Linked DNA regions of Homo sapiens: region 2 is linked to region 1. A link is an interaction called in ENCODE POLR2A ChIA-PET data of the cell type or tissue named here. Cell type or tissue: PC-9. All regions are shown on one strand. Links, peaks and the distances in the headings refer to the core of each region. The heading gives the core; the rest is flanking DNA. Region 1 overlaps TOX2 (TOX high mobility group box family member 2). Region 2 overlaps LOC101927200 (a long non-coding RNA gene).

The links. Peaks named below come from ENCODE experiments on the same cell type or tissue, not always from the same donor. Only the 100,000 strongest peaks of a DNase experiment are listed, where the experiment ranks them.
Region 2: POLR2A ChIA-PET joins it to region 1 with 26 read pairs; 3 of 35 experiments call an interaction of 5 or more read pairs at or near these places.

The regions. Positions count from the first base shown.
Region 1 is chr20:44,014,234-44,020,603 of GRCh38, forward strand. The region is part of intron 3 of TOX2 (TOX high mobility group box family member 2); the gene reads left to right. Among named protein-coding and RNA genes, the nearest start is that of TOX2, 100 kb to the left of the region's middle. In PC-9, for the core only: no CTCF peak of the experiment used is centred there; a DNase peak (open chromatin) is centred at 4,108; H3K4me3 peaks cover 321 bases; H3K27ac peaks cover 1,314 bases.
Region 2 is chr20:43,779,926-43,786,295 of GRCh38, forward strand. The region is part of intron 1 of LOC101927200 (a long non-coding RNA gene); the gene reads left to right. Among named protein-coding and RNA genes, the nearest start is that of GTSF1L, 56 kb to the left of the region's middle. In PC-9, for the core only: no CTCF peak of the experiment used is centred there; a DNase peak (open chromatin) is centred at 2,436; H3K27ac peaks cover 1,509 bases.

The sequences.
Region 1 (6,370 bases), core at 2,582-5,081:
GGGTACACCCCAATGTGCAGTACTTTTCAAACCTCTGCACGCATCCTATTTGCCCTAGCCCATTGGCCAAAGCCTGTCATGTGGCAAATCCCAGAGTAAGGGGTGGAGAAATAGATCCTACCTCTTGAAGAGAGAAATGGTAGAGTCGCATCATATGAGGGTGTGCACGCAGAGAGGCAAGAATGTGTAGCTAACTTTGTAACCTACCATGATGACATTTTGGGTTTTCTCTGTGCATTTTTGGTTTCTTGGCATACAGTATCATCTAGTAGTCAGGTGTATAGGCTATGTGGTCAGGCTGACCTAAGTTCAAACCCCAGCTCCCCTCCTTGTTACCCCCAACCCTGTGACCCAGATCAAGGGGTTGATCCTCCCTGAGCCTCAGTTTCTTCATCTGTAAATGGAGATATTGTTACCTGCCTCATAGGAGTTTATAAAGAGTCAGCGATCCGATGCAGGTGAAGTGTCACGCATAGGCAATTGGTAAATGTAAGCTGCTCTGTTTATTACTTTAACCACTTTATTGACGGGGTTGGGGTGGCTTCAGCCTCGTCTCTAAGTTTGTCCGGGCTGACCTGCTGCTTACCAACTTTGTCGGGGGCTGAGGTGGCCAGGGATAGTGGGAGGGCCCCAGCTGGGGGACAGGCAGGGGAAGGCATATTAGTTACACTTAGGACCTCGGTCAGGGCTCAGAGCTTAAAAGCAACAGCGGAGTGACAGTTCCACTGCTTGCCAAGAAAGCGGGGGCCCAAGACGCAATGCTTCTTGGCATCGTGACCAAGGGAAGGATCCATCTTAGTCGAAGCAGGGGGTTACCAGGGGCACCTCCGAGTTGGGCTTTTCCAAGGTGCCATGCTTTTGTCTAACGTCCCTCTGGGGATGGAAGTAGGGGGAGCACTGATCTCCCAAATGGGTCTCTGAGGGTCCTAAACAGTGGTAACTAGAGGCCCTGGGCTTCCTTTGTATTTACCAGAGTCCAGATGAAACTCCTGGCCCCTGTTTTTCAGAGGCATTAAGCAAAAGAAATATGTCTTTTTACATTTTATAAAACTCAGAAAAATGGCTTTAAACAGCTTTTGCTCTCCTGCTATAATTATTTATTTTCAAACACTCCTGCAGGGGACCGCTCCGTTTTCTTACCCTGAACTCCTTTTTCTCATAAATGAACCATCACTTCAATAAATCATTATGGAAACAGAGACTAACACCGGCTCTGAAAGGTTGAAAGATTTATGTAACACATTTATGTTTCCCATTTTCTCATTCTGGTACTCGGCTGCAAAAGCTAAGCTAATAAAAGCTGCTATTAATATTTCTTGTTGCCTAGCAACCCCAGAGCGGGAGTAATAGCTTCGGCTAGAAAAATAGATGACCGATAAGGAAAAATTCAATTCTTTTATTATCTCAGGGGGAAATGGCCTTTTACTGGAACATTATGATGTACGAGTGTGAAGTTGAACACAAAAGATTTTTTTGTATGTGTTTGTTTTTCTGTTTTTAATGAACATTATTTTACCTCCACTAACTCTTTTAGGGCACTTTTACTTTTCTTTCGTAAACCCCCCATCCCATCCCTCATGCTTAATTTAGCAGCTACAGTAGTTAAGAATCTGTCGGCGTTCTTTAGTTTAAAAATGGTTTTTGCAAAGGTTTACAACTCGGTCATAAAAATTCACTCCCTGTTAAAACTCAGGCCAGTGATAAGCTAACACGCAGGCTGGTTTTCTGTGAACAGGATCACGTTTGTTGACGAGATAAGATTCATGGTTTTCCCTACAAGAAAGGTCGGAAAGGAACAAAACATGTTCTTTTCCATGTCCCAGTTTTCTTTGGAACCAGGGACACTGTCTCTTTTGAGAACCGTTTGCTCTGCAGTTTGGGATGCGTTCACACTGGGAGAGGATGGGGCACAGATATTCACTGAGCACCTGCTCTGCAGAGCCTTGGTGCCGTTCCCTTCTCCCAGCACCCTTTAAGGTAGGAACCATTAGGGTGCCTATTTTTCAGATGCAGAAACTGAGGCTTAGAGAGGCCAAGGGATCAGGCTGAGGTAGCATCTTTTTTATTTTTAGTAGAGACAGGATTTCACCATGTTGCCCAAGCTGGTCTCGAACTCCTGAGCTCATGCAATCTGCCTGCCTCAGCCTCCCAAAGTGCCAGGATTACAGACGTGAGCCACTATGCCTGGCCTGAAGTAGCATCTTAAACCATGGTGTTTCCCACCTGTGTTCTTTAGCGCAGGGGTTCCCAACCTCGGCACCACTGACATTTTGGGTGGGATGATTCTCTGTTATTGGGGGTGTCCTGTGCCTTGTAGGATGTCTAGCAGCATTCCTGGCCTCTACTCACTATTCCTGGCCTCTAGTAGCACTACCCTAGTCAAAATAAAAACGAAAAATGTCTCTAGACCTTGCCAAACATCCCCTGGGAGCAAAATCACCCCTGGTTGAGAGCCTCCGCCTGCTGTTCGCTCTGCTGAGAAGGCTGTTCCACCTTGTCCACCCAGTGAACTCCTATTCCTGTATGAGGACCCAGTTCAGAAGTTATCTTCTCACAGAGGCTGCCTGGATGCTCTGGGCTGGAACGAGGGTGAGGCATGTGAGATGCGTGCCTCAACCATAAAATTTAAAGGTGTGTCCAAAAAGTCATCAAGATAAAAATAGTGTTTTAACGAAATATTTTGAAAAGGCAAGATTAACACAGAAAACCATGATGAACAACATATCAGAAATGTAAATTAAGGTGGGATCAGTCTGAATTCATGGCAATATGTGGTTGTGCATTTACCAGGGGCCACCAGCCTGGGATGGCCTGAAGGCTGGGCCTGGGCCTTGTGTCTTTCTCTGGCCCCAGAATCTAGCAAAGGGCCTGGTTAGCAGGTGACCTTCAATGTCTGTTTATTAATTACTGAATGAATGGGAGAAGGGAATTACTTGTCCAGGGTCACATAGCCAGAAAAAGGATAGAGCTGGGACTTGAACCTGGGCCTCTGACTCTAAGCCCAGTTCTTCCTGCACCCGCCTGGCTGAGTATGAGTATGGGGTGAATCTTTGTTGTCCGCTGAGTAGGGACCTAAGCTGTGGACGATTGAAAGATGCTCTGGGGTGCTCACCGTCTAGGAGTGGCGGGCAGGGAACAGTGGCCGTGATTTCAGCTTGGTGTCAACCCGGCTTTCCCTGGGGCTGTTATTTCGGCTTCACCACCTCTGTGCCAGGCGAGAGCTGACGTGGGCAGCTCAGTGACATGTGGAGCATCCCCAAGAACATCACGATGGCCAGCCCCTTGCAGCACTGCTCATGCCCATGGGGCCAGATGCTTCACCTTGGCCTTTGGAGGTCAAGAACCACACCTTATTTGACCTTGTATCCTCTCAGTGAACTTTTCCTAAAGGAATGGGTGAATTATTTATAACTGTCATGTAACATTTATTTAGCAGTTACTATGGAACTGGCACCTACTTAAACCCTTTCTATTTATAATCTCACTTAATCCTTGACCCTGAGAAGGAGGTACTGTTATTGTTGCCATTTTACAGATGAGAAAACAGAGGCACAGAGGGGTAAATGACTTGGCTACACAGTTATCAAAATGATGGTGCCAGGAATTGAACCCAGGCAGCCCGACTCCCCAGCCTGGGCTCTCCATATCTAGCCCATGTAGCCTTCCAAAATGAATGAGTGAATGAGCAAGGCAGTGAGCGGGACAAGATGGAGACCCACTTTATCTGCCCAGCTCTGAGTTGAGCTATTCATATTCATAAATAATCTCAACATGAAGTGTGAGGCACTTGCAGCTTGGAACAAGAAATGGAAGAAGTGCTGAGCTCAGGGGACTGTCCCGGCACCGAAGGCTTCCTGGAGGGGGTAGCCTTGGGGGCCAGAGGACAGTGGGAAAGCCTGAGAGGAAGAAATTTCATATGTGCATGGACCTCCCTGTTCAGACCTGATCACCACCCCTTCCGCTGAAATTCATAAAACAATTTGTGATGTTTTATGGTTGCTCAGCTGCCCTCTGGTACCCACCCTTTCCATCCCCTGCTGGGCTCCTAATCAGAGCACTCGAGGCTGAGTGCAAGGGCCAGGTGTTTAACTTCCACTCCAGGCAGCATGCCAAGCCTAACAGGGTATGAACTCTGAGAGCTGCTCCTGAGTCATGAGGGAGAATTAAGGGAAAATCGCAGCGACATTCGTCAGCTGCAGCCTCGATATTACTGGGTGTAATGGCTCTTTCCTCCGAGTGCATATTCAGGACCATGTTTGGGAAAATGAGCTTTTAATGTACCGTCGGCATTGCTGAGAAGCCATCTTTGGCTCCGCAGAATGTCTGGAGCACATAAAACTTGAGATTTATTGGAGTCATTTTCCCCCTGCTCTGCCTGGATAATAAAAAGTCAGTCTCATGAGCTCTCTTTCTCTCATCTTGTGGCTTTGTCCATTTAGAACTCGGAGCCTTTATAAAAGGCAGCAAGACAAATACAGCTCATCTAAATATTAAAGCTCCAGGAGAGAGTGTCGGGGGACTATGGAAGACTGGAGGCTGGGAGCGTTTCCAGGACAAGCGCGCCCCATCAGAGATTTAAGCTCAGCAGCTGTGTTGGGCTGGGGCCCGGGCTATGGTGGTGGCAGCTGCTTGCCCAAGCAGTAGCACTTAACTGGGAGTCTGGGGTCCTGGGTGCCTGTTCTACCCCAGTGGGTGACCTTGGGTGAATTACTGTCTCTCTCAGAGCCTCAAGTAAGATGGAGCTGATGCTGTCTACTCCACAGAGTGTGGGAATCAAACGTGCCAATGAATATTTCTGATGCTTTGCTTCATGTGTGGCATGTAGCAGGTGTCTGAAAAAGGTTTGTTGACTGACTGACTGACTGACTGACTGACTGAAAAATGAATGAATGAATGAATGAATGAAAAATAAATGCCTCTGTAAACACCTCAAACATCATTTTTGGAGACTAAGTTACATGGGGACCCTATAGCATCTTCTGTCTTACACAGCAGTCTGCTTCATATCTTCTAACCCTCCTGTTGACTTTAAGGGAGATAGAATTCTGCTCATTTACAGATGTGTTCCCAAGACCTAAAGGGAAGGTGGCTTGTCCAAAGACACACAGCTAGGAAGTGGTGAAGACAGGATGGGACCCTGATTCTTTTGACCCCAAGTGCTTTATGTCCTCAACACAAAAACATCCCTCACCCTATCCTTGGCCCAGGCCTCTGAGCTGGGATGGTGGGCAAAGGTGGGACCCTTGCCCCTGTCTCCCTATCGAGTGTGGGTGTTGGTCAAAGCTCTCAGCTGAGACAGGGTTAGGAGGGCAAAAGTGTTGGTTTAATGGCTCTGTCTCCAAACTCCTGGTAGCAAGGAAAAAGGGAAGGAATATCAGGTGAGTAGTCAGAACCTGTCATAGGGTGTGTGTGTTGGGCAGAGCTGTGGGACTGGGATGCTGGAGCCCTGAGGAATCTCTAACTAACTAACTAAGCATGGTTAGTTCTTCCTGTCATCCCGGAAACTGATAACAAGACCGCGAGTCAGGAAGCCTGGGTTTAACTTCCTGTCTCTGCCACCACTAAGAGATTGTGGGAGACAAGTCACTTTCCTTCCGGCCTCACTTTCTTCACCTGTTGAATGGACAAAACCTAAATCACCCCAGGGAGTTGTGGAAAGGATCAAGGGAGAGGGGGCTTCTAAAGCATTTCATGAATGAGCTCCTCAAGAGATTCAAGTCTCTGGAGGGTGTGGATCACAGCCGGCTCAGGAGAGCCCCGGGATTAGGAGGTAGGGCTCCAAGGTCAGGCAGCATCAGCTGCACATGTAACCAGCTGTGCGACCTCAGCCAAGCTGTTTAACCTCTCTGTGCCACAGTTTCCTCCCAGGGTTGTTGTGAAGAGTAAATGAGACATTAGAGATGCTATCTGGAGCCGCGCTAGAGGGAGGTCTGCCTGGTCCCACAGGCAGCACTGCAGCGTGGATTAGGCCACGGAGTTGCTGGCATTTGTTCCCCAGTGTGAACTGTGAATCAGTCATGGGTCACAGGCCAGAAGTAGGTGGAGCTCCTGCATAACTTCCTACGTAAGACGGCCCCCCAAGGGAGGGAGAGCATTAGGACAAATACCTAATGCATGCGGGGCTCAAAACCTAGATGACAGGTTGATAGGTGCAGCAAACCACCATGGCACATGTATACCTATGTAACAAACCTGCACGTTCTGCACATATAACCCGGAACTTAAAGTAAAATTAAAAATAAAAATAAAAATAAAAAGATGGCCCCTCTTGGCCAAGGGCAGTTCTCGAGAAAGGGGCAGGTGTGTGCCTTTGGCAGCCACACTCCCAGCAGGGGATCCAGCAAGACAGACTACTGCTGAGCTGCTTCTG
Region 2 (6,370 bases), core at 1,372-3,871, 240 kb before region 1:
GTCTCCTCCTTCTGGCAGTGAGGCATATCCCCCAGACTTTTGGGAGTAGCTTGGACTCTAGCTTTAAGATGGAGGACACCAGAACCGGGACACTTCTGTTGACCTCATGGTGCTCATGCTTTCCCACTAGAGACTCTGACATCCAGATCCTCTATGTAGCCCCATAGTTTGCTCTGAGTATGCTATGTACAGGAGTATAGGTTGTGCACTGCACAAGTCCATAGGACACCATTCAAATGGAATAGATATGAACAGTGCCCTTGGAGCTGTGCAATGCAGAAGGCTTGCCCGAGCAGTTAGGCTTAAGGAACTTGCACCAACATATTGAAGGAAGGGGGCATGGCAAAGTGACACTGGTGCCTAAATTAATGTGGTGATAAAACAACAACGACATTTATTTAATGTTTTGAAGCATTGTGCTTAGCCTTTTACATTGATCATCTCAGTTAATCCTTACAAGAGCTCTGTTAGGTAATATTAATATCATCCTCGTATTACAGATGGGGAAACTGAGACTCAGTGAGGTTGGGTAGCTTGCCAAGGACACACAGCTGGAAAGTGGTAGAGCCAGGATTTGAACCCAGGAAGGTTAACTCCCCAGCCTTTGCACATGATCCAGCACTGGTTGTATTGCTGACTTCATTTCAAGACTGGGAGCTGGATCCACTTCTCAGAAGAACCTAAGACCTTGCCAGGATCCTAAACACGTTATGGGGGAAAGAGATTTAGAACTAGGCAAATGTGGATCAAAGCCATGCTTCACCATTTACCAATGCAACTTTGGCCTCATCCCATCATCTCTCTGAGCCTCCATTACCTGTTCCAATTTGCCTGTAATTGCTAGAAGGTATTGCACACTTACTGGATGTCAGGCACAGCTAAGAACTTTAACCACATGACCTCCTTCAGCCCTTTCTGATAGGACCCTGGCCTGCAGGGACATCCACTTGAGAACATGTGTTAAAAGGACTTTCAAAGTATCACCATGTGATATGGTTTGGCTCTGTGTCACCACCCAAATCTCATCTCGAATTGTAATCCCCATGATCCCCACATGTTGAGGGAGGGACCTGTAGGAAGTGATTGGATCACAGGGATGGCTTCCCCCATGCTGTTCCAGTGATAGGAGGGAGTTCTCGCGAGAGCTGATGGTTTTAAAAGTGCTTGGAAGTTCCCCCTTTGAAGCATTCTCTCTCCTGCCGCCATGTGAAGAAGGTGCTTGCTTCCCCTTCTGCCATGATTGTAAGTTTCCTGAGGCCTCCCCAGCCATGGGAAACTGTGAGTCAGTTAAACCTCTTACCTTTATAAATTACCCAGTTTTGGGTATTTCTTTATACAGTGTGAAAACAGACTAATACACCATTCCATGCACACATGTTCGTTGGCAAGAGTGACAGTTGCTGAGTCTACTGAGCCCTGACTTACACGAGGTGTTCTGCTAAGTGGTTACATGCAGCATCTTGGTTACCCTTGCAGTTACTGCCACTTTCAGAGGCATCTGAACTGAGGCTCAAAGATGTGAAATAACATTCTGTGGGCCACAAAGCTAACAGGTGGTGGGGCTGGTTTTTTTTTAACTGAGTCAGGCTTATTGCAAAGCCCATGCTCTTAAGTGTTGCTACCCAAAGGCCTCTCTGGATGGTCTTTCCTCACGGGGCCCCTTCTCAAATGCTGGAGATTAATTTAAATGCCAATTTGATAGGTGAATGATGGTATCTCAATATTTTAATCTGTGTAATGTAGATTTCCAATGGTATTAACTTTGCTCTGTCACCCAAGTTGAAGTACTGTGGTCACTGCAACCCAGGTCCCTGCATCCTGTCTCCCGAGTAGCTGGGACTACAAGCGTGCACCACCACACCCAGCTATTTTTTTTTTTCTGTAAAAAATGGGGTTCTGCCATATTGGCCAGGCTGGTCTCAAACCCCTGGCCTCAAGGGATCCTCCTGTTTCTGCCTCCCATACTGCTGGGATTACAGGCATGAGCCACTGTACCTGGTAGCAATTAACTACTTCTTCTTCTTTTTTTTTTTTTTTAAAGCGAAATCAAGTTTATTAAGAAAGTAAAAGAATAAAGGAATGGCTACTCCATAGGCAGGGTAGCCTCGAGGGCTGCTGGTTGGTTATTTTTATGGTTATTTCTTGATCATATGCTAAATAAGAGGTGAATTATTCATGAGTTTTCCGGGAAAGGGGCAGGCAATTCCTGGAACCGAGGATTACTCCTCTTTTTAGACCATATAGGGTAACTTTTGGATGTTGCCATGGCATTTGTAAACTGTCATGGTGTTGGTGGGAGTGTCTTTTAGCATGCTAATATATTATAATTTGCATATAATGAGCAGTGAGGATGACCAGAGGCCACTTTCATCCCCCTCTTGCTTTTGGTGGGTTTCAGCTAGTTCTTTACCACATCCTGTTTATCAGCCGCTCTTTGTGGCCTGTATCTTGTGCCAACCTCCTATCTCATCCTGTGACTAAGAATGTCTAACCTCCTGGGAATGCGGCCCAGCAGGTCTCAGCCTCATTTTACCCAGCTCCTATTCAAGATGGAGTCGCTCTGGTTGGAACCCCCTCCATTTTACAAGGCGATTTTTTTTTTTTTTTTTTTTTTTTGAGACAGAGTTTCACTCTTGTTGCCCCGGCTGGAGCGCAATGGCCCGATCTCACCTCACTGCAACCTCCACCTCCCAGGTTCAAGTGATTCTCCTGCCTCAGCCTCCCGAGTAGCTGGGATTACAGGCATGCGCCACCACGCCCAGCTGATTTTGTATTTTTAGTAGAGACGGGGTTTCTCTATGTTGGTCAGGCTGGTCTTGAACTCCCCACCTCAGGTGTCCCACCTGCCTTGGCCTCCCAAAGTGCTGGGATTACAGGTGTGAGCCACTGCGCTCAGCCATTGCAAGGGGATTCTTAATCCTAAGGGTTGCAGAGGGACGAAGGTACATCTTCTGCAGCTTCTTTAGGCTGAATAGGGGCCACGATATTCCTGCTTAACTATTAGGGTCTCTCGTCTCCAGGGTAGAGAGGCGCTCAGTCAGACAGCATTGGTATGCTGAGGGCCATTCATAACTCCAAAATTTCAACAAAAGGTGATATCCAAAGTCGACCAATTGGTGCTGCAGTCTATTTCCTTTGGGTCAGGGTTCTCTCCAGTATTGTCCCTTTGAGGTTTGCTAGGAAGAGGTTACTGGAAAGGGATTCTGATCTAGACTCCAAAGGAGGGTTCCTGGATCTGGTGCAAGAAAGAATTCAGGGTGAGTCCACAGAGGAAAACGAAAGCAAGTTTATTAAGAAAGTAAAGGAGGCAGGGTGCAGTGGTTCACATCTGTAATCCCAGCACTTTGGGAGGCTGAGGTGGGCAGATCATGAGGTCAAGAGATCAAGACCATCCTGGCCAACATGATGAAACCCCGTCTCCACTAAAAATACAAAAATTAGCTGGGCATGGTGGCGCACGCTTGTAGTCCCAGCTACTCGGGAGGCTGAGGCAGGAGAATCGCTTGAGCCCAGGAGGTGGAGGTTGCAGTGAGCCAAGATCTTGCCATTGCACTCCAGCCTGGTGACAGAGCGAGACTCCGTTTAAAAAAAAAAAAAAAAAAAGAAAAGAAAATGGCTACTCTGTAGGCAGAGCAGCCATGATTAACTTCATAATGCCTTTTGGTCATTCCTATTTTAACTCCTGTGGATTGCAAGGTCGTGTCTTTTGTCCATTTAAAAAACGGGAGTAGGGTGTTGTCCTCTTCATATTGATGGAGAAGAAATTTTAGATCTTATGTTCTTCATTATATGACAAATAGTATTTTTTGAATTTTAATTTTGTTTGTGGTGCTTCCTGATACACAGAAGGTAGGCAGATGACTATAGTCAATATATCAGTTTTTCTTTTTTGAGTCTTTCCTTTTGTCTTTTTCTCCTCTTGCTTGAAAAGTCATACTTCTCTTGATATCAGAAAAAATATTAATCTATATTTTATCCTAGTTTTTCATGGCTTCATTAAAATAATAGCTCTTTGATTGATTTGAAATTTATTTTATTTTATTTTATTATTATTATTTTTGAGACAGAGTCTTGCTCTGTCACCCAGGCTGGAGTGCAGTGGCATGATCTCAGCTCACTGCAACCTCTGCCTCCTGGGTTCAAGCGATTCTCCTGCCTCAGCCTCCCACTTAGCTGAGACTACATGTGTGCGCCACTATGCCCAGCTAATTTTTTGTACTTTTTGTAGAGATGGGGTTTTGCCAGGTTGGCCAGGCTGGTCTCAGACTCCTGGCCTCAAGTGATCTGCCCGCCTTGGCCTCCCAAAGTGCTGGGATTAGAGGCGTGAGTCACCACGCCCGGTTGAAATTTATTTTGATATATGGTATGAAACGCTGAACTTTTTCCTGCCCCAAATTGTTAACGAATTGTTCCTGCATTATTTATTGAGCACCCCAGAAAATTCCCCAGTAATTAATTAATTATTATTATTATTATTTTTTTTGAGATTGAGCCTTGCTCTTTCGCCCAGGCAGGACTGCAGTGGCGCAATCTTGGCTCACTGCAAGCTCCGCCTCCCAGGTTCACACCATTCTCCTGCCTCAGCCTCCTGAGTAGCTGGGACTACAGGCGCCCCCACGGCACCCAGCTAATTTTTTGTATTTTTACTAGAGACAGGGTTTCACCGTGTTAGCCAGGATGGTCTCGATCTCCTGACCTTGTGATCTGGCCGCCTCGGCCTCCCAAAGTGCTGGGATTACAGGCGTGAGCCACTACACCCGGCCTAATTAATTAATTATTTTAGATGGAGTCTCCCTTTGTTGCCCATGCTGGAGTGCAGTGGCACGATCTTGGCTCACTGCCACCTCTGCCTCCCGAGTTCAAGCGATTCTCCTGCCTCAGCTTCCAGAGTAGCTGGACTACAGGTGCGTGCTACCATACTCGGCTAATTTTTGTATTTTTAGTAGAGACAGGGTTTCACCATTTTGGCCAGGCTGGTCTTGAACTCCTGACCTCAAGTGATCTGCTTTCCTCGGTCTCCCAAAGTGCTGGGATTACAGGCATAAGCCACCGTGCCTGGCTGAAATTCTCCATTAATTTAAGTGCCACTTTAATCAATACTAAATTCCTGTGTAGACTCGGGATGGTTTTCAGGCTTATTCTTTCATAGCTATGTCTATTCTTTGACACTGCTTTAATTATTATAATTTTACAACCCATTTTATATCTGGTAGATGAAATCCATTATTTATATTTTTGAAAATTTTCTTTATTATTTAACCTCTTTTATTTTCCATTCAAACTTTAGACTAATATTTTTAACTTGTAGAAACTTTGTAGCCAGGGCGTTTTTTGCTTTTTTTTTCAAGATGGAATTTTGCTCTTGTTGCACAGGCTGGAGTGCAATGGTGTGATCTCGGCTCACTGCAACCTCCGCCTCCCAAGTTCAAGTGATTCTCCCGCTTCAGCCTCCTGAGTAGCTGGGATTACAGGCATGCACCACCACACCCGGCTGATTTTGTATTTTTAGTAGAGATGGGGTTTCTCCATGTTGGTCAGGTTGATCTCGAACTCCTGACCTCAGAGATCTGCCCACCTTGGCTTCCCAAAGTGCTGGGATTACAGGTGTGAACCACTGCGCCTGGCCTTTTTTTTTTTTTTTTTTTTTTTTTTTTTTAGTTGGAGTCTCGCTCTTGTCACCCAGGCTGGAGTGCAATGTCCAGCTCTCAACTCACTGCAACCTCCGTCCCCAGGTTCAAGTGATTCTCCTGCCTCATCCTCCCAAGTAGCTGGGATTACAGGTGCCCGCCACCTAATTTTTGTATTTTTAATAGAGATGGGGGTTTCACTATGTTGGCCAGGCTGGTCTCGAACTCCTGACTTCAGGTGATCCACCCGCCTCAGCCTCCCAAAGTGCTGGGATTACAGGCATGAGCCACTGCGTCCGGCCCTAGCCAGGTTTGAATTGCAATTCCATTAAACTTTCATATGACTTTAAGCAGAAATAATCCATTTGAAATATTGTTTTCTTTTCCTTGAATATGGTATGTTCTCTAACTGTGCAGATCTTTTTTTATATTCTCCACAAAGTTTTGTCACTACTTCAAATACTTCTGCATATATCTTTTTTTTTTTTTTGAGATGGAGTTTCACTTGTCTCCCAGGGTGGAGTGCAATGGCGCGATCTCGGCTCACTGCAACCTCCTCCTCCCAGGTTCAAGCGATTTTTCTGCCTCAGCCTCCTGAGTAGCTGCAACTACAGGTGCCCGTCACCACGCCCTGCTAGTTTTTTGTATTTTTAGTAGAAATGAGGTTTCACCACGTTGGCCAGGCTGGTCTCAAACTCCTGACCTTAGGTGATCTGCCTGCCTCGGCCTCCCAAAGTGCTGGG